3 separate regions of the Mus musculus genome follow, and all the other regions are linked to region 1. Evidence: chromatin loops called from intact Hi-C (ENCODE). Cell type or tissue: heart. All regions are shown on one strand. Each heading gives the region's core, and the rest is flanking DNA. Links, peaks and the distances in the headings are about the cores only.

Region 1 (8,193 bases), core at 1,539-6,538:
GTGCTTGGAGACCAGGTCTAAATTCTGTGATGAGGGCCTAAAACCAGAAGTCATTACCACCTCTTCATGACTGCCTTTTCTACATCACTGACTACTGGAGGACCTAGCCATCTCCCATGTTATAACATTGTTCGAATGGCCCTATGGAGAGGTCATAGGGTGATGAATGGGGATTTTTTTCTGAACAGTTGCATGAGTGAGCTGTCTTGACATCCTCAGTCTCAATTGACTTTAGATAGATGACTGTAACCCCAACCACACGTTCCCTATGCAGTCTGGAAAGAACTTGAGCCGCAGTGTCCTGATGATGAATTCCTGTCCTCCAGAAATGGTGATATAACAAATAAGTTCATTGTTTTAAGGCATAAAGGTCTGAGGTACTTGTTATATAACAACCAACTACAATGACAAGCAATCTTCAAGTCCACAAGCAAAAGGATAGATTATTATGTACACTGATGGTCATAGAGATGCCCATGTCCAGCCAGGACCTCACATCGTGCTATTGGACACACATAATATAGTCTGGTCCCAATGACCATACCCTTGAGATTATGGTCTTTACACAGTCTCCCAGGTAACAGCGGGTCCTGAGTAAGGCACATGTGACTCTGCCTCACTGAACCATCTAGACAACTTCAAGCCAAGCATAGTTCACATCAGTCAATTCATTTCTGTTATTTGGGTGTGATCACTGTTGTATTCTTCTTAAAATTCCATTTCTCTCCTCCTCTTGGTCTGGGATCACTCTCTCACATTTCTCTGGGCATCCTGGGTATAGGTGAATACCATTCTCTATCTCTATGCCTTTTTTTATCTGTGCTTTAGTGGCATGCTCACATTCCTTGCCTCATGGGCCTTGGAGATCTGTCCACCAAGACCCTGCTAACCATTTCTCCCTCACGTGGAGGTTCCAGGAAATTTTCTCCAGAAGACAACATGGAAGAAAGTCACCTTACCTCATGCCCTCCTATGTCTTTATTAATTTTCTTGCTGGATGTTTGTATAGGTCCAATCTGGTAAGCTATGCTACAGTAACAAACAAGCCCAGAATGTCATATCAGTGAGTCCAAAACCTTGATCTTTGCTTTGTTCTTTCTTCTCTCATCTGTGGTGAATGTCCACAACTGCCTGGCTAGAGCATGGAGTCGTGCCTCCTGCGTGGACCCAGGTGAAAGGAGGTTTCACCACCATATTTCCGTAGTGGGTAGGGCAGCAGAAAGAATTTCCTGAGAAGCCCGTCTGCTCTCAGGTTTCTCTCTGGAAGTAGCATGCATATCTTCTGTTCCCAACTCATTTGTCAAGGTAGGTGACATGTCCTCATTAGGACTCCAAGGTGCCTGGCAGTGGACCTCGGTGTATAATGACTGTCTCTGGTGATCACCACAAGGCTCTTGACTCTGGCTCTTGTGTTCTACACTTTGTGGATAACGTGGTGACAGTCCTCTCATTCAGTTGAAAGAAATGATACTCACATTTAAACCAAATGACTGGACATTCCAGCAAGGACTAAATCTAGATTTTGAGGAGACTAATTGAAGCTAGGTAGATGGTGGTTAAGAAACTCACCTCTAGCTCCTACTTTTGTTTGAGTTTTGTTCTCAGTATCCCAAAGATGAGAGATACAATCCTGAAGCATTTAAAAAAGAACCAGGGCCTTTTCATCAGTCCCAGTGTGTGCTTCAGGATGGTAGCTGGCTGGGCTGCTGCTTGTGTCTCACATCTTAGTTGATCATGGCAGATGCGTGGTTGTGACTTCTCACTGGCCTGTCCTAGTTCAGGGATTCATTCTGAGGCCCAAAGTAGGACCAGCCTCACGTGACCTAGCTCACCTGTGAGCAGAGTGGACAGAAGGTATTTCCGAGGACAAACCAATGTGTTCTTGTGTGAAGAAGAAGAAGAAGAAGGAGGAGGAGGAGGAAGAGGAGGAGGAGGAGGAGGAGGAGGAGGAGGAGGAGGAAGAGGAGGAGGAGGAGGAGAAGAAGAAGAAGAAGAAGAAGAAGAAGAAGAAGAAGAAGAAGAAGAAGAAGAAGAAGAAGAAGAAGAAGAAGAAGAAGAAGAAGAAGAAGAAGAAGAAGAAGAAGAAGGAAAAATGGCTGCAGGGCCAATGAAACATCATCTGTTCTCCAGAGATGCTGCTCATGACTTTATTCTATTTCCCCAGGCTGGAAACTCCCATGCCCACATGGTCAACACTAGCCCTTGTTACTAAGTCGTCTTCTCCTTAAGGGCCCAGCGCCCAGCGCCCAGCGCCCAGCGCCCAGCGCCCAGCGCCCAGCGCCCAGCGCCCAGCGCCCTGGGTTGGATTTGGTGGAAGCCAGAACCGTGCCTTGAGAATACCGAAGCTAAGAACTTCACGAGACCCTTGGCTGCTGCAGATCTAAATCCTTTTCAGGCAAACAGGAGTAATTAAGTTAAAAAAAAAAAAAAAAACAAACCTCCCCAAAGCCAACTCTAAGAATATTTTTAATCACTATATGAGAAACTCATTTTCCTTTAGCTCTGACACGTAGGTGGAGACAGCATGCTATTTTGAACGACTGGAAAACCGTTCAGATAATTAGGATGGGGGCCCGCCGCTAGGTAGGGCTGGCCTCACTTTAGACGACTTCACCGACTTCACCTCGGTGGTAGCTATTTCTGGAAAGCTTGCGGTTCGAGGGAGGATTCTGACATAATGCTTTCTATAAAAAGAGGAAGCCAGCAAGTTCCCAACCTTGGAGCTAAGAGCAGGGTTAGAAATGACATTCAAGTTGATGGTTTATAAAGCCCCTGAGAGGGGAGGTGATCATTTGAAGGCAGTAAGAGTTCAGTAAGGGCCCATCATGTGAGATTAGTTTCATTTCCTTGTTTTGACAGAGAAACTGGAGTTGCAGAGCCGAGGCCTCCTGCAGACACAGTATTTCTGGGTAGAAACAGTGCTTTTGGAACAGTTTCTCGTGGTGTCTTCGGGTGTAAGCTAAGGGATCACTCAGGATCGGAAGGGATTAATAGAAGCCATGAATATGGCTGGGTAGTCTTGTGGGGGACACCCTGGCGTTCTCTAGGGCCTGTCACTTTCCCTGTACTGTAAAACGCTTCTGTCCACGACCTGGGTGACACCGATAGACCTGGTTGTTGTTTCAAAACTTCTCACTTGCTGAAATAACAGGGATAGTGACTTAATTAGGGTTTCACTGCTGCGAAGAGACACCACGACCACTTACAAAGGACAGCTCTTACAAAGGACAACATTTAATTGTGGCCTGCTTACAATTTCAGAGGTTCAGTCCATTATCAACATTCTGAGAAGCATGGTGGCATGCAGGCAGACATGGTGCTAGAGAGGGAGCTGAGAGTTCTACATCTTGATCTGAAGGCAGCAGGAAGAGGCAGGGAACCACTAGCCTGACTTGAGCTCCTGGGACCTCAAAGCCTGCCTCCTAGTGGCACGCTTCCTCTAACGAGACCACACCTACTCTAGCAAGGCCACACCTACCAATAGTGCCACTCCTTATGTGCCTAGGGGGGGCATTTTTACTCAAAGCTCCACAGACAGTGGCCCCTTTGAGCAGCCACCAGAAGTCTTGAACATTCAGTGAGCTCTGGACACAGTGTTCACTATGTTGTACAAGTTTGATTGTTGGTGCCTCCTAACCCAGCAAGGCAGTAGGACTGTTAACTTTCCCGTTTTACTCAAAGAAATCTCGGGCTGGCCTTCAGCACTCATTTGGGAAAATCATCCATCTTGGGTCACCTGTGTCTGAGCTCCTTCACCAGGATGCTGAGGATGCTAGAGGAGGGAAATGGTCACTTTGTTCCCACACCTGAGGAGTCCCACCTAAGAGGGCGGTGTGTGTGTGTGTGTGTGTGTGTGTGTGTGGTCAAAATATCACTGTAGCAACCCCACTCACAGTCACTGCTCATGGGCTGCATCTTGTTCCAATAAAGTCTACCTTATTGGGAAAGGGCCCAGCCCCTGGAAAAGGAAGAAAAGAATGAATCAGGTTTTGGGTAAACAGGTATCAATGCCATTTGCATGTGACAAGTCTCAGAGAAGCATTCCCTACCCCCACTCCAGGGTAGTGAGTGAGTGCCCTGGACTCACACCTTGTCTTCAAGGCTGACAGTCATGGTTCCATGTGGTTAGTGGGCACTGGGACCCCAAGTGGATAGTGGATGCAGGTTTTGGGCATCAGAAAGACTATGAGGTGGTGGGGTGCCCAGGTCACAATGGTCAGCATGAGGCTCTCCTGAATAAGATGGAATTACAAATGCTAAGTTAGGTAAGTACCTTTTTTTTTGTTTTGTTTTTTTTTTGTTTTTTTTTTTGTTTTTTTTTTTTGTTTTTCGAGACAGGGTTTCTGTGTGTAGCCCTGGCTGTCCTGGAACTCACTCTGTAGACCAGCCTGGCCTCGAACTCAGAAATCTGCCTGCCTCTGCCTCCCAAGTGCTGGGATTAAAGGCATATGCCACCACTACCTAAGTACTTAAAGACTTAAACTCAATTTTAAAAATCACAAAAATTTCAAAATCTAGCAAACAGCACATACATAATAAAACCCAGAAAAAAAGAACCATGCTATTGTGAAGTGCCTACAGCCCCTCTACGGTCCTCTTCCCTTCCGTTTGCCAGTCTGCCCTCTGATTGTTTTCAGACTGAACTACAGCGCTGACTGATCTCTTTCTATAGAGACACCAGAAGGTCATGTTGGAGCGTCTGTTAGCGGGATGGTCGCCTGGTTCTGTTTTGTTGATAGTCTGAAAAGGTTTCCTTCAACTTCTCAGTCCTGCCAACGGTCAGGGCCGTGGCAAGGTTAGCTGAGTACTGGAAATGTCTGAGAAACTTCTGGGGAAGCTGCTATCGACTCTTTTCCTGTCTGATGTCATGGCACTGGAAACTTTTTGTCATGATTCCCAACACCCTTTGAGCTGATGGCACCTGTTGTCAGATGTCAGAGTCCCACCCGTCCCCTTCTCCCCCCCTCCAGGATGGCTGTAGATAATGGGAGTGTACATAGAAAAGTCACAAACCCCAGAAAACCAGCCCATGTTTCACACCAACCATATCTCCAGCCCATTTTCCTCTTGAGTGGGTCACCACTATCCCTGGCCTCTCCAATACCATCAAGAGAGAAAGACAAGAAGTAAGTTTACTCTGCAGTGATTCATGTATATTTTATGTTAATTTTATGGAACTTTACTCTTATTTTTTTTAGCTATGATCTCTTTGGTAGAAGGCAGAAAGCAAAAACCCTGAATCAATTAGTAGGCTGCAATACTCTTAAAGTGACCAAAGATGAGTCCCCCTAGGAAGAAAATTCTCTCAGAGTGTACACAACGCTGTCTCACACTGGGCATCTACAGTGTTGTGCACGGCATCCTTGGGGTTTTTTCTTATGGTTTCATTGTATACAAGCAGAAGCTTTAATAGTATCCTAGTTTGCTCTCTGTTGCTGTGATAAAATGTGACCAACTTGATGGGGGTGGAGGGGTAGGGGTGGGTTATTTCAGCTTACATTGAAAGAAGCCAAACCAGGAGTAACTCAAGGCAGGAACTTGGAGGAAAGAACTAAATCAGAAACCACAGAGAACTGGCTTGCTTCTCCTGGTCTGTTCAGCTACCTTTCTTACACAGCCAGGCTCATGTGCCTAGGAATGGCATCACCCACAGTGGGCTGGCTTGTCCTACGGCAATCAGCAATCAAGAAAATGGCCCCTCCAAGACATGTTCACAGGCCAGTTCCTCAAGTCTTCCCAGACATTAAGTCAACAAAAACTGTGACAGATGGCAAAGCCGAAGTCAGTGGTAGAGGAGGAAACAGGTTATTATTGCATCTAATCCATGTGGAAAATTCTAGAACCTGTAGAGGACTGAGCAGATTTCTTTATGGACACTTGGGAAGAAGTGTGCCTGTTCCTAGACAAAGGTCTTTGTGAAAGTGCCCTAAGCATGTCTGTTTAGGGGGACTGGGCCGAGAAGAGCTCCCTACTTAAAGGACCCTGAGAGAACCTATCTGTTGTGACAAATATCACAACAGATTGAGATCAAGGAGGTATCCCCAAGGCCCTGGTCCCTTGAGAACACTATAGAAATTCCTTTATGAGGAAAACCTTTATGGCTTGAGGAGAAAGTTTAGGACAGTACCACAGAGTGAGAGCATCCATTTGGTGTTGTACAGTTGCTTAGAGAAATCAGCATGAAGAAAGGACCGCAGACTGCACACTCCTGTGGCAGGTAATTTCTGAGGACACCTGATAGGAGGAGGACTTCATTTGGGAACAAGTGGACACCACACTTGTGGAATAGCTATCCATCAGGACAGAGATCACTGCCACCATCAGACCATTAAACCATGTGGTCCTGGGTAAGAACTTGGGGTCTCTACCAGGTGAAAGGACAGGCACCCAACACTCCCCAAATCCATTTTGGTGATACAGCAGGAAGGGGCCCAATTTGTGCCTTTTGAAATCAGTTTCACCTGCTAAGAGATCACAAATTGCTTGACCAGCAAGCAGTGCTAAGCATGGCTCAGGAACTGGCTAGGGGCCACAGAGCTGCCTTTCTGAGAGCTTGGGCAGCTCCTCTGTCAGAGGCTGGGAGAGGGACAGACACTGTGCTGCTATAAACCACTCTTCAGAGATGTTAACAGGCTCTTAGGGGTTAGGGATTCATCACACTAAGAACCTGGAGACCCTAGTTGTGACTTAACATGATTCTGTCTTTGTCATCTTTAAGAAAAATATGAAGCTAGAGAAATCCTCAATGGTTAAGAGTACTTGATGCTCTTCCAGAGGAGCTGGGTTGGGTTCCCAACACCTATATTTGGTTATTCCAAACTGTCTGTAGCTCTAGTTTTAGAGGATCCAATGCCCTCTAGTGGCTCCCAATGGCACTCACACTCACATGCGCATCCCCACATCCAGGCAAACACACATAAGTAGAAATCATTATCTTAAAAATGGAGTATGCCTTTTTTTTTTTAGCTGATGCTTGCTCCATACGTTAACATTTGTCTTTACAGCACTTTTGAATTGTTCCTCTTTATTCAGTCCTTTCTCTCTCCCGCCTCAGTGTGAACAAAGCACAATCTTGCTCCTTTCAGGAAGGAGAATAGCTCATGATTTCTAAAGAGAGTGGGTTTTGTGCCCAATTCAGATTCTCACATTAATTCTTATCGTAATAGGCCTTTGTAGGGCAGCTGCACAGGCAGTGAGGAGGGTGCAGAAGCTGAGCTTGCATGTCTGGCAGAAGGACCTGCTGAGCCTGCAACCCCCGTGGCACAGTGGTTCCCCACTGCTTATAGCTGCTCGTGGCCACAGGACATCCTCTGTGCTGACCCCAGACTGTCTGATTTAGGTTATGGAAGAATGTGGAGAGAACATCCTATGGCCATGGTGTTGATCCTGGAGCTAACCATGCATCTGAGTTCTCATACCACCTGCACACTAAGTTAGTGGGTGGCTGATATCCCCCCAAAACATTGGTGGAAGTGTTGATCGCCCCTAGTACTTCACAATGTGACCCCTGCAGATATAACCAGATCAAAATGAAGTCAGTCTGGCAGACCCTTATGCAATATGTCTGGTCCTTGTGAAAGGGGAAGTTTGGAGTCAGGTAGTTCCTCAGAGAGTGGGCTCTGGGCAGGACACTAAGGGAAAGAATCCCATGGGAAGACCCAGAGCTATGCTGCCCTATGCCCAGGAGTATGCAGGGGCTACAAGGGGAAATGGAAGGGTCCTTCATCTGGACTTGGGTGGAAGCATGGTCTGGCTGACCCACTGGGCTTAGAATTAACAACTTCTAGAATTAGGCTATCAGCGTGTATGTATAGCCATCCTTTCTCATAGCAACTGGTGGGACTATACATACTAGAAAACAGTACCATTAAAATAGGAAACAGATCTGAGAGTATAAGGGACAATCCCTCCGGCTCCTGTCTCTGATGGAATAGAGTCAATCATAAACATATCTTCCGTTTTCTTAGGCACTCAGCAGCCCCACAGGAAGACACTGTCGTGGACATAGATGCTCTCCACTGAGGATAGCCATTGTGGATGCCTATAGCCCTGCCATGGAGGGCGGTAAAGAACCTCAAACTACTCAAACTCACCCTTGGTTTTGTGCACATTGGACATTGTGAACAGGAAGGACAAGCCCGTTACAGATTGAAATATTTCCGTGGTTGGGAGCTGCACTCACCATGGGCATAA
Region 2 (8,193 bases), core at 2,113-7,112, 310 kb before region 1:
ATTGTCCTCTCTTCTTGCAGCCTAGCAGAAAGGTGATTGAGAAATAATCACCTTGCTCCTGGGAGAATGAATCTCTTGGTCCTGGGAGCATGAATTCTCCTGTCCTTTCTGTGGGGAAGCTGGGAGGTGGTCACAGGCCTTCCTGTGCAGTGCTGGGCAGAGAGGAGAGGCCTGGATCACTAGGCGGTGAGGCAGGATTAGAGGAACGGAGGCTGCTTTTCATGGTGGGTGAAGACATGGGGGCGAGAGGGAGTTGCTTTCTCAGTTTTGGCCTGGATTTAGGAATGAAAATTATGTTCTCTTCCTTCCTTTAGAGGCTGGGGGCAGAGAAGTTCTGAGGCACTGTGTGGAGTGGCTGGACCATAAAGATCAGTAATGTAGGGGCCAGTTTCTAGGAGCTAGGACCTCAAGGATCTGGGAAAGCAGGAGAGGGCAGCTATGAATCTGCAGGTGGTTCAAGGACAGCAGAGGGTGTCTCATAACTGTAGGGTGGTAGGGACAAGGGAGATGAAGACTGTAGGCACAGATGGAAGCAGACAGAGCTTTGAGGTTCCCAGACAGAAGGAGAAAATACCTGTGCTGCTCTGAGTGGGAGCCAGGCTCTTGGGCACTGGGAATGACACATAGTGCAAAGGTTTTTTAGGGTGGTCGCAAAGGGGCCAGAGGCTGGAGCCATGTGATGGAATTTGTTTATATGTTAGAAGCCATGGATACCCTGAGAAGACTTCAAGATTCTATCTGTGTTAAGGTCAGTGTGTGAGGACTGCCGTAGTTGGCACTAAGCTCAGACTTGGGCCACCTTGGCTCTGGGGGCAGTGGGAATGGCTGAAGGACACTGGGAAGGACAAGGTGGGAGGGGAATAGAGGCTTCTAAAGAGAGCAGGCAAGACAGAAGCGGTGCATGCCTGGGAAGGCTGGAATGGACTCAGGGGCATAGAGTTGGCCATACATACAAGAAGTAGATATGGAATGACCAAGAGGACAGTAAGCTTAGAGGGGACCCGATGAAGGAGGAAATGATGAGGTCAGCATGGGCCACTGTGAGCTTGAGGGTACCCGACATCAGAAAAGACCAATGGTCCAGGAGGGAGATTATCCAAGAATGGTGTGGAAGGATCTGCAAGAGGAGAGAAGGGTTGGATAGACTATGGCTGGGACAGAGCTCAAGGACCATTCCAGGAAACCAATGATGAAGGAAAATGGGGTCTGGGAGGGCAAGCCATCCTGGATGCAGGTGCAAGATGGAACACTTGGCTGTTGGCTACGATGGCCAGGAAGCTGAGCAGCTAGGATGTCACTGGTGGCCTTGGCAGGAGTGCAGGGGACAAGACAGGCTGCTGAAGCATGCTGGGACAGAGTCTAGAAGACAAAGAGGATCTTTCAGGCAGATGTGCAAATAGTGAATTGGGGAGGAGAGTACAGACACATCTAGGCAGCTTAGCTTGTGAGAAGAACTCAGAGATGGCGTGGGATGAGGAGAGAAAGCTAGGAAAGGCAACCTTGGAGGGAGACATAGAGAACCACCACTGTGGGACAGGGGGTGACATGGTGAGGGATGAGGACTTAGACAGACTCCCTGGTAGGCGACAGGCAGAGAGAGAGGCTATGACTAGGTAATAAAGTGGCAAACTTCCAAGATGGCTGACTTTTTCCTCACCCTCCTGACTTGAGGCAGAAGCCTGTTGGTCTAAAACAAAGGCCTTGTAGGCTTTTGTCTTGAAAGGAAATAAAACTGTAATTCATGTAATGTATGTCAAATAGCCCAAAGAGTTGTTTGTGAGCTTTGAAACCTGGGGCTGAGAGCATAGCAGAACAGACCAGGACATGCCCGGGCAGGCCCATCGCCTCCCTAGCTCCCACCCCTCTGACCTAAGTTAAATGTTACAGGCTGCTGATGCTTAAATGGACCAATCATGTGAAACTGCGCCAATTCCTTCCCCAGCCCCACTCCTTTTCTATAAAAACCCCTAGCTTCCAAGCCTCGTGGTCGAATCCACTGTCTCCTGTGTGAGAAACATTTCGACCCGGAGCTCCGCCATTAAAATACCTCTTGTTGTTACATCAAGGTGTTGTGTTCTATTCGTGATTCTTGGGTGCACGCCGAATCGGGAGCTGAGTGGGGGTTTCCCCACTGAGTTCTTTCAGTCTCCCACCAGCAGCCCCCCTTCCTGATGGTCTGGCTCAACAAATTCAAGGCAGGATCAGGACACATCACACAATAGTTCCAGCCAAGCAACCACCATATCTGCCTTCAAACTGACCAACCTCCAAGTGGGGGAGGAAAACTCTGAGGCTCTAGACGCTCCAGGCCTTGAGAGGAGACTGGAGTTTTTCCTTCCCTTCTGAGCCCGACCCTCTGCTTCACAGAGTGCATTTTCCTCTGTGTGCCTGCTGCCTGCGTGTGGTTCCTCACCCACCCTGACTGTGGAGCTTCAGTTTTCTCTGCTGCTGCCTGTTGCTCTTCAGATTTTTTCCTGCCTTTTATTTCCTTGACTGGCAGAGAAAACAAACCCAGTCAGGACCCCTAGACTGTGACATTAGTGGGGCTCCTCTTGGATTTCTCTTAAGACTGTATCAACTGGACACAGTAGAGCAGCTGGGCAGACATGCTTGCTAAGGAGAAGGTCTCTGACTGCAGCACTCACCAGTGCAGTCTAAGAGCACAGAGCCCCTGACTGTCCATCTCACATCTGTCTTCAGGCAGTCCCTGTCATTACAAACGCCTTCACATCAGACACAGAGATGGGAAGGTTCCGGGGCTCTGTGAGCATTGCTATGTGGACTGTCTTGAAGGCTGCCCACCTCCCAAGCCCCAGATAGAAGACGTACTTCTCTAGCATCATGATAGCATGAGGGACCATATCATTCATTGGCTCTAACCTTATTTTGAACCCATTTTGAATGAAGTTTCTGACCTTCCCTAGGTCTACGAGTGCTTAGATGAGCATTTGGGGAACATGATTGATATCCCCTTAGATAACTTCTGGAGGGACAGGGCTTTGTAGAAGCCATACCATGGGTTGTGTGGCTTTAAGGTTGCAGCCTCCTGGAGGCCACATCTGTTAACATCCCCCCACCCCTGGTGAATAGGTAGGGACCATCACAAGGGGACTAAAGCATGCACACCCTGGGTCATTAATTTGTCACCTGTTAAAAGCGTAACACACATTTTCTTTTTTTCTTATACTCTTTCAAAGCTTTGTCACAAAACAGCAGCTTAGGCTACAAGGCCACAATGGTCACTCTGTGATAAGTTTGCTATCAGCATTGCTGTAGATAATACTTCTGGCTTGGGGATTACGATAAATAATGGTCAACTAGGTCACCTTGCAACATTTGAAAGCTGCTGTGGTGGATGAATAAGAATGGCCCCTTGAGTCCTTAGTCATTAGGGAGTGGCACTATTTGAGAAGGATTAGAAGGGCTAGGAGGCGTGGCCTTGTGGGAGAGTGTGTGTCACTGGGGCTGGGCTTTGAGGTTTCAAAAGGCCATGCCAGGCCCAGTTCTACAAAGTTCTTTTCAACTTTCTCTTGTGGCACTTGTTGGCATTCAATCTCATGCTAGTGTTTAGTCTTGGATGGAGTTTATTACCCACTTTGGGCTGTGTTGCCAAGTAACCTGACTCTGGGAAGAAGCAGGTCCAGCTGCTACTGGCTTCACGGTGTTCATGGTCACTGCGTGGATCCCATCAGTTTAAAAATGCGGGTTGTTTACAAGATCCTGCAGATGTCAGATGGAGGCTGAAAAGGCACAAAATACTAGACTGTATTTTTATATCCTATATGTGCCCTTCACTGTTTAACTGGGGTCAGAGCTGCAAACAGGCCATTTGATCATTTAAAAAGCATTTTGCCGAATGAGTGTGTGTGGCTCCAGCTTGGTAAGCCGAGGCAATAGCTTAGAAAGCAGATGTTGGGGTTTACTGCTATTTTCCTAAAGTTCTCCATATCCAGGGAAGAACCCTAAAACATCCAGGGCTCATGTCTGTAACTTACATGATGTAAGCATGTTCTGACGGCAAAGCCAGTATGTTCTGAGATCTGATGCCTGGAGAATAATCCAGGGTGAATGTGGCCAGTTGCCTGCTGGAACGGGCATGTTCCTTCCAACACAATCTTGCATTATTCTACCAACTTAATCACTGATCAGTAAGCCATTATAGGGCCAGGACATTTGTGCAAGGTGACTCTGACCTCAGTGGCCCAGGAGTTCCGTGATGAAGTTGAATGTCTGCTAACCCACCAAGTGCAAGGCCAAGCTGTTTCCATTCTGAGAGAAAAGCTTTTAAAGCCATCACGCTTCATACCAAACTGTGGCCAGGTACAACAAACGGAGCAATCAGGTGACTCAGCTCAGCATGGTTCCTTTGGCTTGAGTTGAGGATGTCCAAATGGCTGGAACAGCAGGGTCTCACCTATGCTATTTGCATGTCTTAAGAACCCAACATTCACTGTTACTGGAGGCTCTACCTGTCCCTCAACCTTCTAGAATCTTTGCCTGTCTATCTGTCTCTCCCTTGGTGGCTGTTTAACAACAGTAAGTACTTGGGTCTGCTAGTCCATACTCCTTTTGCGTATGTAAGAATTAACAAGAGAGAGAGAGAGAGAGAGAGAGAGAGAGAGAGAGAGAGAGAGAGAGAGAGAGAGAGAGAGAGAGAGAGAAAGAGAGAGAAGAGAAGAGAGAGAGGAGAGAGAGAGGTTTGACAATTTGCTATGAAAAATGGTCTCTTTTGCTCTTTTAATTTTCACTTAGCTATGGAGAAGCTTCATTTAAATTATGCAGATAGTTTGAGGTCATGGCCAATTAAATGTAACTGAACCTCTAAAGTCTAAAGTCGTGTGGGATAGTTCACTCTGTGGCCAGCAGAGGGCTCTTCGGTCCTATCAAATATCAAATGTCTCTGTCAATTACTGACCAAGCCTGATCTTCGTCAAAACAAGGAGGCCTCTATTACTGAGTCCTGTGAGTCCTCTGAGCACACTGCGCAATGGTCACCGCAGGCATCAGACCTCAGAACATACTGGCTTGCCGTCAGAACACGCTTACATCATGTAAGTTACAGACATGAGCCCTGGATGTTTTAGGGTTCTTCCCTGGATATGGAGAACTTTAGGAAAATAGCAGTAAACCCCAACATCTGCTTTCTAAGCTATTGCCTCGGTTTACCAAGCTGGAACCACACACACTCATTCCTTCACGTGTTTGCTCTTTATTCCATGAATACGGGCAGATATCTGCTTTTGGCAGGAAGGAGGGACCTTTGACAGTGGGACCCCTCCCTGCCAGCAGGTATGTAGTATCCTTGGTCTGTATGTGAGGTGTTGTCATATTGGAGAGGAATGGAAGGGTTCAGGCTACTGGGGGGAGTTCACATTCTAAATTTACCCTACTAAATAGGGGTCCATTTGAGCAGTATGTGAGGGTGTTCTCTTCTGTACACATTTCTATTGTTAATTGCTATCTTTTTGTGCTACATTGTATACAGTCAAGGAAGTGATTTCAGGTTCTAGCAAGAGACTACCTTTGTTTTGAAACTAATAACCAACAAAAGAGTAGAAGTATCCTAAAACTGGAAGCCTGACTGATGAAATAGAGGTAAACAGGCAGGGCAGAGGAGGAAGAGAAGGAGCAGGGATGCGGGGACTCATGGCACAGCTGCTCACTCTGGTGGGCACCGTGTTGTGGGCAGGCAGTGCTAATAGGAACTGGACAGAATGGTGCTGTTACATAAAGGGAAAGGGTTCAGATGCAGGGGCATTGTGTCACATGTGGTGACTTTGTGCTGAAAGTCCTGCTCCTCCCAGTCCACACTCTTCTACGTAAGGGCTGAAGGGCTCGCTCCAGGCTTCAGCAATGCTGGGGCAACTTGGGAAGAACAGGATATATATGGGACGAAGACTCAGGCACAAGTGACTCCCCGGGGCAGGGTTAACCAAATCAATACTTCATCTTCCCTCTGAATGTGTCCAGGGTGGAGAAGCATCCTTCCATCCAAGCCTGGCCACAGGTCACCTCCTCCCCTCCACACACACCCTCATTTACAACACCAGCAGCTCTGATTCTGTACTTGGGGACTTAATGTCCACAGTGTGTTCCCCTCACACCCTGCTGGCAATGCCTGTGCCCACAGTCTGACGCTCTCTTCTCTTTTGGAACTCTTTGGAGGGCTGTTATAACTGGTGCCACCATGGAGAAATGGGTCCCCCTTTTCCACCCTCTTCAACCCCCTTCTCCCCAGAGCCAGACACAGCTATACCTACCACATGGCTTTGTGGCCAAGGGACCTTATCATCCTTCTGTGGTCTTTTCCTTTTTCCAAGCTACTATGGCCTCAGTTTGGGGTGGACTTTCCCTCATGGTTCTGTCTGGGCTCCTTTTCTGATGTTCTCCCCTTTGACTCTGTCCCCTCCAGGACTAAGTTCTGAAGGCTCAGATAGTAGAAGACAAGCATGACCTTGTAATGTTGATGGCACGGCATTGTGGGTTCTGGACCATGGCACATGCGCACTGTGGGATGCTGGTGGTGGAGGCGGTATGTGGTGGAGATGAGTCCAGTACACTCTCCACACACCCTGCTTAAACCTGCCATTGACTTAAGACTGCTAGAAGCCAAGCTACATGCACAGGAAAAGGTTTGGGGATCCACCTGTACCCTACCCCTCAATCTGAAACTGCCTTCAACACACTGGAAGGTGACCCTGGCCTTCAGACAGACTCTCTGTCAGGACTTATGCTCAGAGTCCAGGCCCCTTGATTTTCATGCCCGATGCTGTACCATCTGTACATGATGCCCTGTTTCTGGTCCCCCTTTCCCTCTTCCCAATTCTCCTTATTCCTCAACCCCACACTGTGTATGCCTGTGTGGGTGTGCGTGCTCATGTGTGCATGCACACATGTATGTACATGTGCACGTGGTGCCAGAGATCAACCTTAGATATCATTCCCTGAATCCATCCTCTTTGTCTTTATGAGTCGTGACTTTTCCCTGGGCTCTGGGGCTTGCTGATGAGGCTAGGCTGGGCAGACCAGCGGGCAACAGGGATCCTTCTGACCACACCTTCCCGGTGCTGGGATGACCACAGCTGGCTCTCTGTGTGGATACAGGGGATGGATCTGAAGCTCCCATAATGCTTAGCAAGCACTTTACTGACAGAGCCATCTTTGCAGTTGCCCCCTTCCTTTCTTTATTTAGTCAGCTCATTTGAGATCATGTGTGGCCCACGTCACATATATGTCACATTCTTCACAGATCTAGGTTAGTCACACCACCGCACATATCAGCAGTATCTTGAAGTTATTTGTCAGAGTCCTCATCCCCAGGAGCTATGGAGCAGAGCTGTCTGGCTCCCCTTGGGACTGTAGCACGAGCTCTGGAGAGGAGCATATATGGGCAGAGTCCTCTCCTGGAGAAGAGACTGGGCCTAAGAGCTTTGGGCATCCTGTGCTCACTGGCTGCAGGCTAGCATGTCTGCATGACCTAGATGTGACCTCCTGGCTGAGCAGCCATCTTAGCCCTCTTCCCCTAGGACCTCACTCTTGTGCTGGCCCTCAGCTGCGTCACTGTGCAGGAGGAGGAAGAAAAGAGCTACGGGCCATCAGGGAAGAGCCAGCATCTCCCGGAGTCTAGGTGCAGGCTGGCGGGTTCTGTTGTTTATTCACCTCCAGCAAATCCTACAGAAGTCTGCCTTGCTGAGCCATGGCCTGGGTCCTAGGTTCTATAGTTAGCTACATCCTCAGGCTTCCTGCCCTTGACTTGCCTAAGCAGGCTCCTAATCCTGCCTTCCTCTGGTTAATTAAATGCAGATAGCTGCTCTGTCAGTCATGCTGGGGTAGGGAGTGGGGGAATGGGGAGGCAGTGGCCTCTCGGAGCATCTTTAATTGAATGACTCCCACTCCTGAGACTTCTGGGTCTTTCATTAATCAGCTACATACACAACAAAGGTGAAACCTAATGAGGTATGTGTCAGGCACCCAACACCAAGAGGTCTAGGCAGATGATGTGCTGTTCTACATTTTAATGGCCTGACATCTAGCATCTCCTGTCCACATGGTGTCCGGTTGTGATAATTCTGGTAAGTGCAGCAATCGCTTATCTATGATCAAGATGAGGGCTCTCACTTTCTAACAAGCTGAACAAAACGACCAGGTCACTGGCTGTGCCAAGAGTCACACCAGGAGCCGTGTAAGGAATGA
Region 3 (8,193 bases), core at 1,954-6,953, 79 kb before region 1:
GCGTCAACATAGAGACACCTGGATCTATAAGTTTCTGGGAAGCAAGGGCCTATAAAGTTACACTGACCTTGCTTCAAAACTGAGAAAAAGAAAAGGGAGAGGAAGAGGGAGAGGGAGAGGGAGAGGGAGAGGGAGAGGGAGAGGGAGAGGGAGAGGGAGAGGGAGAGGGAGAGGGAGAGGGAGAGGGAGAGGGAGAGGGAGAGGGAGAGGGAGAGGGAGAGGGAGAGGGAGAGGGAGAGGGAGAGGGAGAGGGAGAAAAAGAAAGAAAAAAGGGCAACTCATAAATCCTGCAGTTTAGGATGGGTGCCTCTCACAGGATGGGCGGGGCTCTGTTTAAACCACTAAAGGTACTTTGGCTTAAGCTTGCATCAGCGCTCAGGGGAGGGGTGAACAGGTGAGAAACTCAGGCACAGAGGAGAAACACCTGCTCAGGTCCTGCTTCCTGGTAACAAGGGGACTGAGATTTTGCTATGGGGACAGCTGTTTTCCAAACTTCGAAGAGATGTGCCACAGAAGTGAGACTTCTGCACTGTAGCCCCCAGAGTCTGATTCTGTATCCCTGTACAACTCGTCACAAGGACCCCAAAGGTCTTTCTGCGTGACTTTCATGCATTGGCAATCAGGTGCTACTTGGGGACCTCAGCACCACTCTGTGCTCATGCCTGGCCTGGCCACTCTCTCTGTGTGTCCCTGTTGCCAGATCCTGGCTGTCATACTGTTCCAGAATATTCTAGCTGGATTAAAAAGCCTGGGCTCACTCTGTAAGACCTCATGGAGAACATCATGAAGTGTCCCCCTCACTCAGCCACCTCTCTGAGTACTTCGTGTAAGATGGAGGTATCTGAATCCTGTCGGCTTTGGCTGTTGAAAAACTAGTTCTAGAAGTTCACACTAGTCAGAGGTTGTTTCACAATCATAAAGCTCACTCTTAATTCACTTAAGTCTTCTCCTCCTCCTTGAATGAGCCCCTTTTAAGTCTGAAATTAGACACTAAATGCAGGCTTCACATTTCATGTGTCCTTTAGTAGCTAGTGACATTCTCTAGGGCAAGGTCACTTCTCCAGCATTCTGAAGTTACACCTTCTGCCCCCATGCCCCGCCCCCGTAAACTTTTTGCTCCTGGTAACAGTTTCCCTGGAGACAAGTTGCCCCCTTTTCATTGAAGTTAAGAACATGCCAATGCTAACTCCCTTCCTCGAAAATACGCCAGTGACAATCCCAACCTTGAATTCTCAAGACCCTAGGAGAAAATCCATCCGGACCTAAGTCCCCTGGATCAGGTCAACCTAGGACAAAGCCGCTAGCTCACCCAGCCGCCATCATTTGCCCTCTTCACAGGAGGATCTGTCAATTTGGCTTCCATCCAGGACTCCATCAGATCCTCAGGGATGTAGGCGGTCATACCCCCTTCATGGAAGGGTGCCTTGCCTCATTTGTCTGCTAGAGTCATCTCAGTACCCACTTCAGGCTCTGGGATTCCACACATGCAAATGGTACCCAGCCTTCCTCTTCCTCCTGCTTTGGGCAAGTCTCAGGGCACCAGGACATAGGCTGTGGCTTCCCTGACATGTTCTGTTTGTGCCAGACTGTCAAGCTCCTTCATGTTTGTGTGAGCATGTGGGTGCACATGCGCGTGCATGCCTGTGTGTGCCTGTGTGTGTGTGTATGCATAATGGTCAGCTCTCTTAGCTCAAACTGTAACATCCACTCTAAAATAGTGTCTGGAAAACTAGACTGTTTTGCGTTTTGCTCTCAGTGCAAGACAAATGCCAGGCAGCCTGAGAAGGTGGAACTTGTATACAGAATGGGATGGGAATGTTGAAATGTGGGCCCATGCCCAGCCACATAGCAGTGTCTTCCTGGAACTGCCATGCAATGCTCTGCTCGGAAGCTTCTTTGTCCCCAGAGACACAGGCACAGTGCCACATGCACACAAGAGGAAAGGGGGATCCTAGCATCATGCTGGGTTCCAGTGGGTGTGTGGGGCTTGTCTGCTTGGGCAGAGGCCCTGGCATGGAGATGTCCTCACCACAAAGTGAGTCACAGGGGTGGTGGCTGGAGCTGAGAGTCAGAGCAGAGTGCAGGACGGAGTCAGGCCAGGGTCAAGTCAGGGTTAGCTGGCCAGGAGTCTGTGGAAGAAGTGGGTGTCAGGCAGAAAGCACAGAGGTACAGATAGAAAATTCTGGAAAAGAGTCACCGAGTCAAGCATCTGGTATCTCATTAAGAGCAGCAGGTACTTGCAGGCACCACTGAAGGCAGTTGAGCCCTGTGATGATCTGCACTCAGAAGGGCGTCTACACCCTCTTGACTAGAGTGTACTCCTGCTGAATCCTCAGCCAGCACACCTAGGGCTTATGGGAGAGAAAATCGCAGCACTTGGCCATTCTCAGGGCATGTTGTGGGCAGAGTACACAGTCTGCTCGTTATGCTGAGAATCTATGCATTGAAAACAAGTGTCTCAAAGTCTTGGGCTTCTATCTACTCCCCTTGGTTTCTCCTCCCCAGGCCCCTCCTCCCCTTTCTTATCTGGCCGGCCCACACCCTGAGCCTGCTCCCTGAGGTCAGAGGCTGTGCTGCGTCCCTAGGTCCCTGGAGGATAAGTTTTGCCTTTCTGCCCATGGGGGAGGGCTTCCACGGCCATGGCTGCCTCTATAGATCTTTGGGGGAAGTGGCCAGGAAGGCCCTGCTGACCTGTTTTGAGCTCACACTCAGGTTTCCGCTCCCTGGGTTTGTGTAGAGTAGCTGGAGGGCCAGCTATAAGTAACCCACGGGCTCCAACCTGCTCTCTCCTGGTCCCTTCATCTGTAAAAACAATTGCTGTTGTCCCCCACCCATCTCCAGGAGAGTTCCTGAGTGCGTGGGAATCTTGGGATGTTTGGGGAATTGTTCTGGTTTCCAAGGCTACATGGCTGGAAGGATGGGGCTGAGTGGCTGTGGTGGGGGTGGGGTGGGAAGGACTTGGAGGTGTCTCTCTCTCATGGGCTGTACTTCTCTCTGGCTGGCCCTCGGAGGTGGTAAGCCTCAAGTGGATGGAGAAGCTTGTTGCTTTTGTAGGCAGACACTTCCATGTAGAAACTCAGCATGACTCTCTTTAGACTGTGCCGGTGGCAAGCAGGTTAGAGCCTGTGTTCCTGCTACTGAGCCAGAAGGCATGGCTTCTGGGGCAAAGGCTGTGTCTGGAAAGGGGGCTCTGCCCCTGCTCACACATGGTGCTGAGCACACCCTCATTGAGGGAGACAGTGGCCGTGAGTTTGGGGTAAAAGGCTCTTCTGTTCTCAAGGAGACGGGTCTTGGTGTGAGAATATGGGATGGAACATTTTACACTGGTTGGAATCAAAGGAATGCATACCCCAAAATATGATAGGCAGTCATTCTTGTAGCGATACACAGAGGCAGACTGGAGAGGGGCTGGAGAAACGAGCACCAACAGACAACCCACTCCACTGTCCAGCAGGGAATTAGGGGTTATTTCACACACACACACACACACACACACTTACACACATCTGTGTTTTTCCCAAACAGGAAGTCACTGTGAGGACCTTTGTTAACAGGACACAAGATGACTACTCCTATGCTGATCCTGGGAGCCTACTTATGTGAACTGACTGCGGCTATTTCAAGGAAGAACAGGGCTCTCCCTCCCTCCCTCCCTCCCTCCCTCCCTCCCTCCCTCCCTCCCTCCCTCCCTCCCTCCCTTCCTCCCTTCCTTTGGGTACCCCTGGCTCTCCTCACTTCTTTTCTTCTGTCAATCTAAAACAAAATGTGGCCCAGTGACTGTGTTTGGAGACAGTAAAGCATTACAAAGGGAGTGTGCGCTGTGTAAGCTTTGGCATCTTCAAAAGGGTGCGCCAGGGAGAAATCCTTCAGACTGAGAACTCCGAGGATAGCAGAGATTTTGACACAGCAGTCTTTGTCTAATAAGGATCAGTAACCAGGGTGACATTAGTCTGAGGTTGAACACTTGCTGGGCAGATGTCCTTGCAGAAAGGATGGCTCTGCCAGTGTCTTGTGACAGCCACGATTGGGCTCTCATGCATGAGAGCCCTTCCTTCACAATCCCCAGCTTTAGCTGTCCCTTGGGGCAGATTGACACTAGAGACACTATGTCCTGACAACCTCCATATTTTTTTCATACCCTTTTCTTTTCTCATCTGAAGTTCAGGTCCCAGAATATGTAATCATTTTTTTAACATAAAATATAGGGGCTGGCAAAATAGCTCAGAGGCCAAACCCACTCACTGCTCTTGCAGAGGACCTGAGTTTGATTCCTAGAACTCAGCACCCAGCAGCCTAATGGTTGTGCTTTACAACAGTTGGTGACTCCAGTTCCAGACAATGTGACGCCCTCTTCTGGCCTCCACAGGGACTGCATGCATGTGGTGCACAGACATACTGCTGGCAAAGCACACAGACACATAAACAAAAGGTAGCAGAACATAAGACCTGCAACCCACCCCAGAGGCAGAAGTCTGTATATCACTTATACACTTTCTGGAAGCATCTGGGGTACCATGGAGGCACAGATCAATCTAGTGCTATGTGTGTGTCCCTCAGACTTCTGATATCCTAGTCTTGTGGGCATATTGTAACGGTACCATGATGATGACATCATGGATGAGACCTTTTAGAATTCCCTTTTAATTTAACGATATTACTTATTTTGTGTGTATGTATGGGAGTGGAGACTTGCTCCAAGGCATATATATCCATTCAGTCAGAGGACAATTTGGGAATCTGTTCTTGCCTGATACCATGTGGGTCCTGAGAAATGAGTTCAGATGGGTGGGCTTAGTGGCAAAAACCTTTACCCACTTGGTAGTTCCTAAAGTCCTTAACAATAGTATTATGATTACTATAATTAACAATGAAAGAAACATCTCTATAGAAGGTCACTCACCTATATCAGGTTTGCTGGCCTTTTTAATGTTTTCACAGAAAAGGCAGGCTCTCTCTCTCTCTCTCTCTCTCTCTCTCTCTCTCTCTCTCTCTCCCTTCCTCCCTCCCTCCATCCCTCTCCCTCTCCCTCTCCCTCCCTCTCTACTTTCTCCCTCCTCTCAGTCTTTCCCTCCCCTCCCCTTCTTCCTCTCCTCTTTCTCCTCTCCCTCTTTCCCTCCCCCTCCATCTCCTCTTCCCCCAGCCCTCTCTTCCTCTCTTCTTGTTTCTCTCTTTCCATAGGATTGGCCTTCAAAATGAAACCATCCCACCCGTGGGATTACAGGTTTGCACCAGACAGATTACTTCTGAATAATTTGAAATGGTTTGAAGTTTAGTTCTTATTTAAAAGCAAGACCTGGGGATTCTCCACAGGAAACACAGAGAGCTAGGGGAATCTCAGGGTCAAAGCACAGGTGCTGGGGACCCTGTTAGCCATCCCTGCATCCCTGGTGTCTCAGCAGAGAATCTGTCTGACATCACATTGAGAAGCTGCAATGTTTCCATGGCTTGCCCCCAAGTCACGTCACAACCATTTCCATTGCAGTATACAGGCTATGAACCTTTCAGCCCGTGGGGCCACTGCCCTGGTGAGTGACTTATTACTGTTACACTATCATGGAGGTGGCTAAGGAAAGGGCTAGCTCAGACTCCTCTGTCTCTTTCTTGCCCTCTCGTTGTCTGACTTTCATGATATGATATAGAAAGAATGCCTTGACCAGACACAGCCTCTTGATCTTGGACTTCCCAGCTCCACACAACTGTAGGGAGATTCATTTATCTTGTTTGAAAGTTGCTCAGCTTGTGGTATTCTGTCACAGCAGCAAACATACAAACAAACAAACAAACAAACAAACAACCCCAGACTGACTTGTATACATGTGAATATCTCTGGTGGTGAGGGGCCCAGGAAGCTGCAGGCCTGAAGGTAACCCCCTGCCCCACCCTCACCCACTTCCACCCCACCCCTCACCCCTGCCAAGGAGCTGAAGGAAGTAGGGGTGGAAGAGGGAGCTTGCCCTAGAGGAGCTGCCTGGAGGAAGCTGAGCAGAATGGTTCCTGCTTCCTCACCCCACTGGGAAGGGTTTCTGTGCTCAGGCCACCCTATGACATCATTCCTTCTCTTCAAATGCCCCCTTTCCTCTTTCTTCTTCTATGCCTTCCCCTGTTTTCCTCTTTGCCATCTTCTCCCCCTGCCCCCATCTCTCCTGCGCTTTCCCTTCCCACCTTCCTTATTGAGACAGTCTTCCGGAGATAGCCCAGGATAGCCTTGAACTCACAGGATTCTCCTGCCTCCCACTCTCTTCAATGAGTAACACCAACGCCACTTCCAACTCTCCAATCTCAGTTCTGTAAAGAAACGTGGTGGTGACACTGGGGACCTCATTGTCCCTCCCCATCAGGCTCTGGGGAAGTTCCTGTCGTCTGAACTTGATTTGCTCAGGTATGGGTCAAAGGAGAAAGAAGAAAAGTCACTGCAGCTGCAGTGGAAAGCCTGCTTGTAATGGCAGCCAGCATCACAAAGCACCAACCCACCAGTGGGGTAAACAAGTCCTTTTCTCCCAGGTTGGTTTTGGTCAGTGATGTATCATAGCAGCATGAAGCAAACTAGGAGATGGGGACATGTTAACAACAAGGGGTTCAGTTGGAGGAAAATGAAAAGGGGTTGGGGGTGAAAATATCAACAATAGATTATGTGCATTATGAAATTGTCAATGACTAAGAATAAAACCTCCTGAGCAAGTCCCTTCCAGCTCCTGGTCTCCTCACTGCAGTTTGTGAAGGTGAGTAGAACAAGAGAGATCAGAGATGGCTTCCCACTGTCCCTCTCCCTGTCCCTCTCTCCTTTCTCCCTCCTCTCCCTCTTTCCCTTCCCCTCCTTCTCTAGAGTGACATTGGGGAATCCTTCCCCAGATGGAAGAAGAGTGGAACATCCTATTTTATGTGGAAGAATCCAAGATAGAAGGGCAATGGATATCCTTTCCCCATTGGAAGGACAGGGATTTACCATGTTCCGGATGGTAGGACGGTAGGTCATCCTGTCCCAGACAGAAGAAGAGTAACACACTGTGTTCCAGTTGACAGAACAGTGGAGCTTTGTATGTTGTTGGTGAATATTTTTCCAACCTACTTTTTAATAAAGGTTCAACATCCCCTCAAGCCCACCCAGCAGAGGTAGTGGAAAAGAAAGGTTATTAGGATACAGGGGACATGGACCTGTTTAGAAATAGTTCTTTGGGGTGAATCCAATCTTCACTGATCTCAGTCCAGTCCACTAGCACACACCAAACATGAATTAGAAGCTGCAGTCCACTCTGCAAAAATCACTCACAAATCATCAAGGACAGTTCAATTCAGAAGAAACAGCAAGGCTCCCAATCGGCTCATGTCCGATGAAGTGACAAGAAGCCCCAGGAACCTCATGAGAGGATCTTTGGCAAGTTTCTCTTTATCAAGTCAACAGCAATGTAAAGCCAACCAATACATGTGTGTCATCAGCGAAGACTAGTGAGGCGGAGCAAGGCAAAGCAGTGCTCGAGCTCTCTGTCTGTGGAGTTATCCTTTCACCTCTGTGCCCCAGCAAAGCATTGTCTAATGCCTTTTCAAAGGAACCAGAAGTTTCCATTTCAGTGAGTAGGTAATATCTGCACAGTGACTTAGAGTTTGCCTTTTTGTCCTGTAGGTACATAAAAATAGGAAAACTTTCTTGAGAGTTGTTTGTTTCCTATTTTAATTTCAGTTGAGGGGGAAGATTCTATCTTCTTTTTCCTTCCTTCCTTCCTTCCTTCCTTCCTTCCTTCCTTCCTTCCTTTCTTTCTTTCTTTCTTTCTTTCTTTCTTTCTTTCTTTCTTTCTTTCTTTCTTTCTTTCTATTGGGTACTTGGTTGGAAAAGACAGACCTTACACACTCCTCCAATTTTGAAATCCACTCATAGGCAGTTAGAAGATCTCCACTAACAGATTTCTGCCAGAGCTGCACAGTGACAGAAAGGCTGCAGGGAAGGGAAGACTACATGCAGCGAGCATGCAGGCTTCACTTGCTAGACCACAAGTGTGCACAATGAGCAATGCTTTCTTCAACATCTCTCCAGAGATCCATGGAGGAGACCCTGAATGGAGTCCTGAGATGTAAGACTCCATAAGCAAGGGCTGTTCCTCAGAGAGGGGCTGAGTTTCAGAAAGCCAGCTTTTCTCCTTTCTATATCTCTCTGGGCAGGAGAGACTTGAAGAACATGTCAGTCATGGCAGCGATTGAAAG

Evidence for each region. Peaks named below come from ENCODE experiments on the same cell type or tissue, not always from the same donor. Only the 100,000 strongest peaks of a DNase experiment are listed, where the experiment ranks them.
Region 2: a loop joins it to region 1, with 2.2 times the contacts of the local background. A loop is called at or near these places in 3 of 42 quality-filtered maps.
Region 3: a loop joins it to region 1, with 1.9 times the contacts of the local background. A loop is called at or near these places in 2 of 42 quality-filtered maps.

Annotation. Positions count from the first base shown.
Region 1 is chr1:90,366,059-90,374,251 of GRCm38, forward strand. All of the region lies in intron 1 of Gm34992 (a long non-coding RNA gene), which reads left to right. Among named protein-coding and RNA genes, the nearest start is that of Gm34992, 32 kb to the left of the region's middle. In heart, for the core only: CTCF peaks have their summits at 2,545 and 3,437 (motif pointing left); no DNase peak of the experiment used is centred there; H3K27ac peaks cover 1,167 bases.
Region 2 is chr1:90,055,891-90,064,083 of GRCm38, forward strand. All of the region lies in intron 15 of Iqca (IQ motif containing with AAA domain), which reads right to left. Among named protein-coding and RNA genes, the nearest start is that of Asb18, 45 kb to the left of the region's middle. In heart, for the core only: a CTCF peak has its summit at 4,853 (motif pointing right); no DNase peak of the experiment used is centred there; H3K27ac peaks cover 319 bases; H3K27me3 peaks cover 889 bases.
Region 3 is chr1:90,287,099-90,295,291 of GRCm38, forward strand. It overlaps 2700003A03Rik (a long non-coding RNA gene), which reads left to right. Exons shown (of 4, transcript XR_003947931.1): 4 at 3,526-3,672. Among named protein-coding and RNA genes, the nearest start is that of 2700003A03Rik, 18 kb to the left of the region's middle. In heart, for the core only: a CTCF peak has its summit at 4,364 (motif pointing left); DNase peaks (open chromatin) are centred at 1,993 and 2,693; H3K27ac peaks cover 2,221 bases.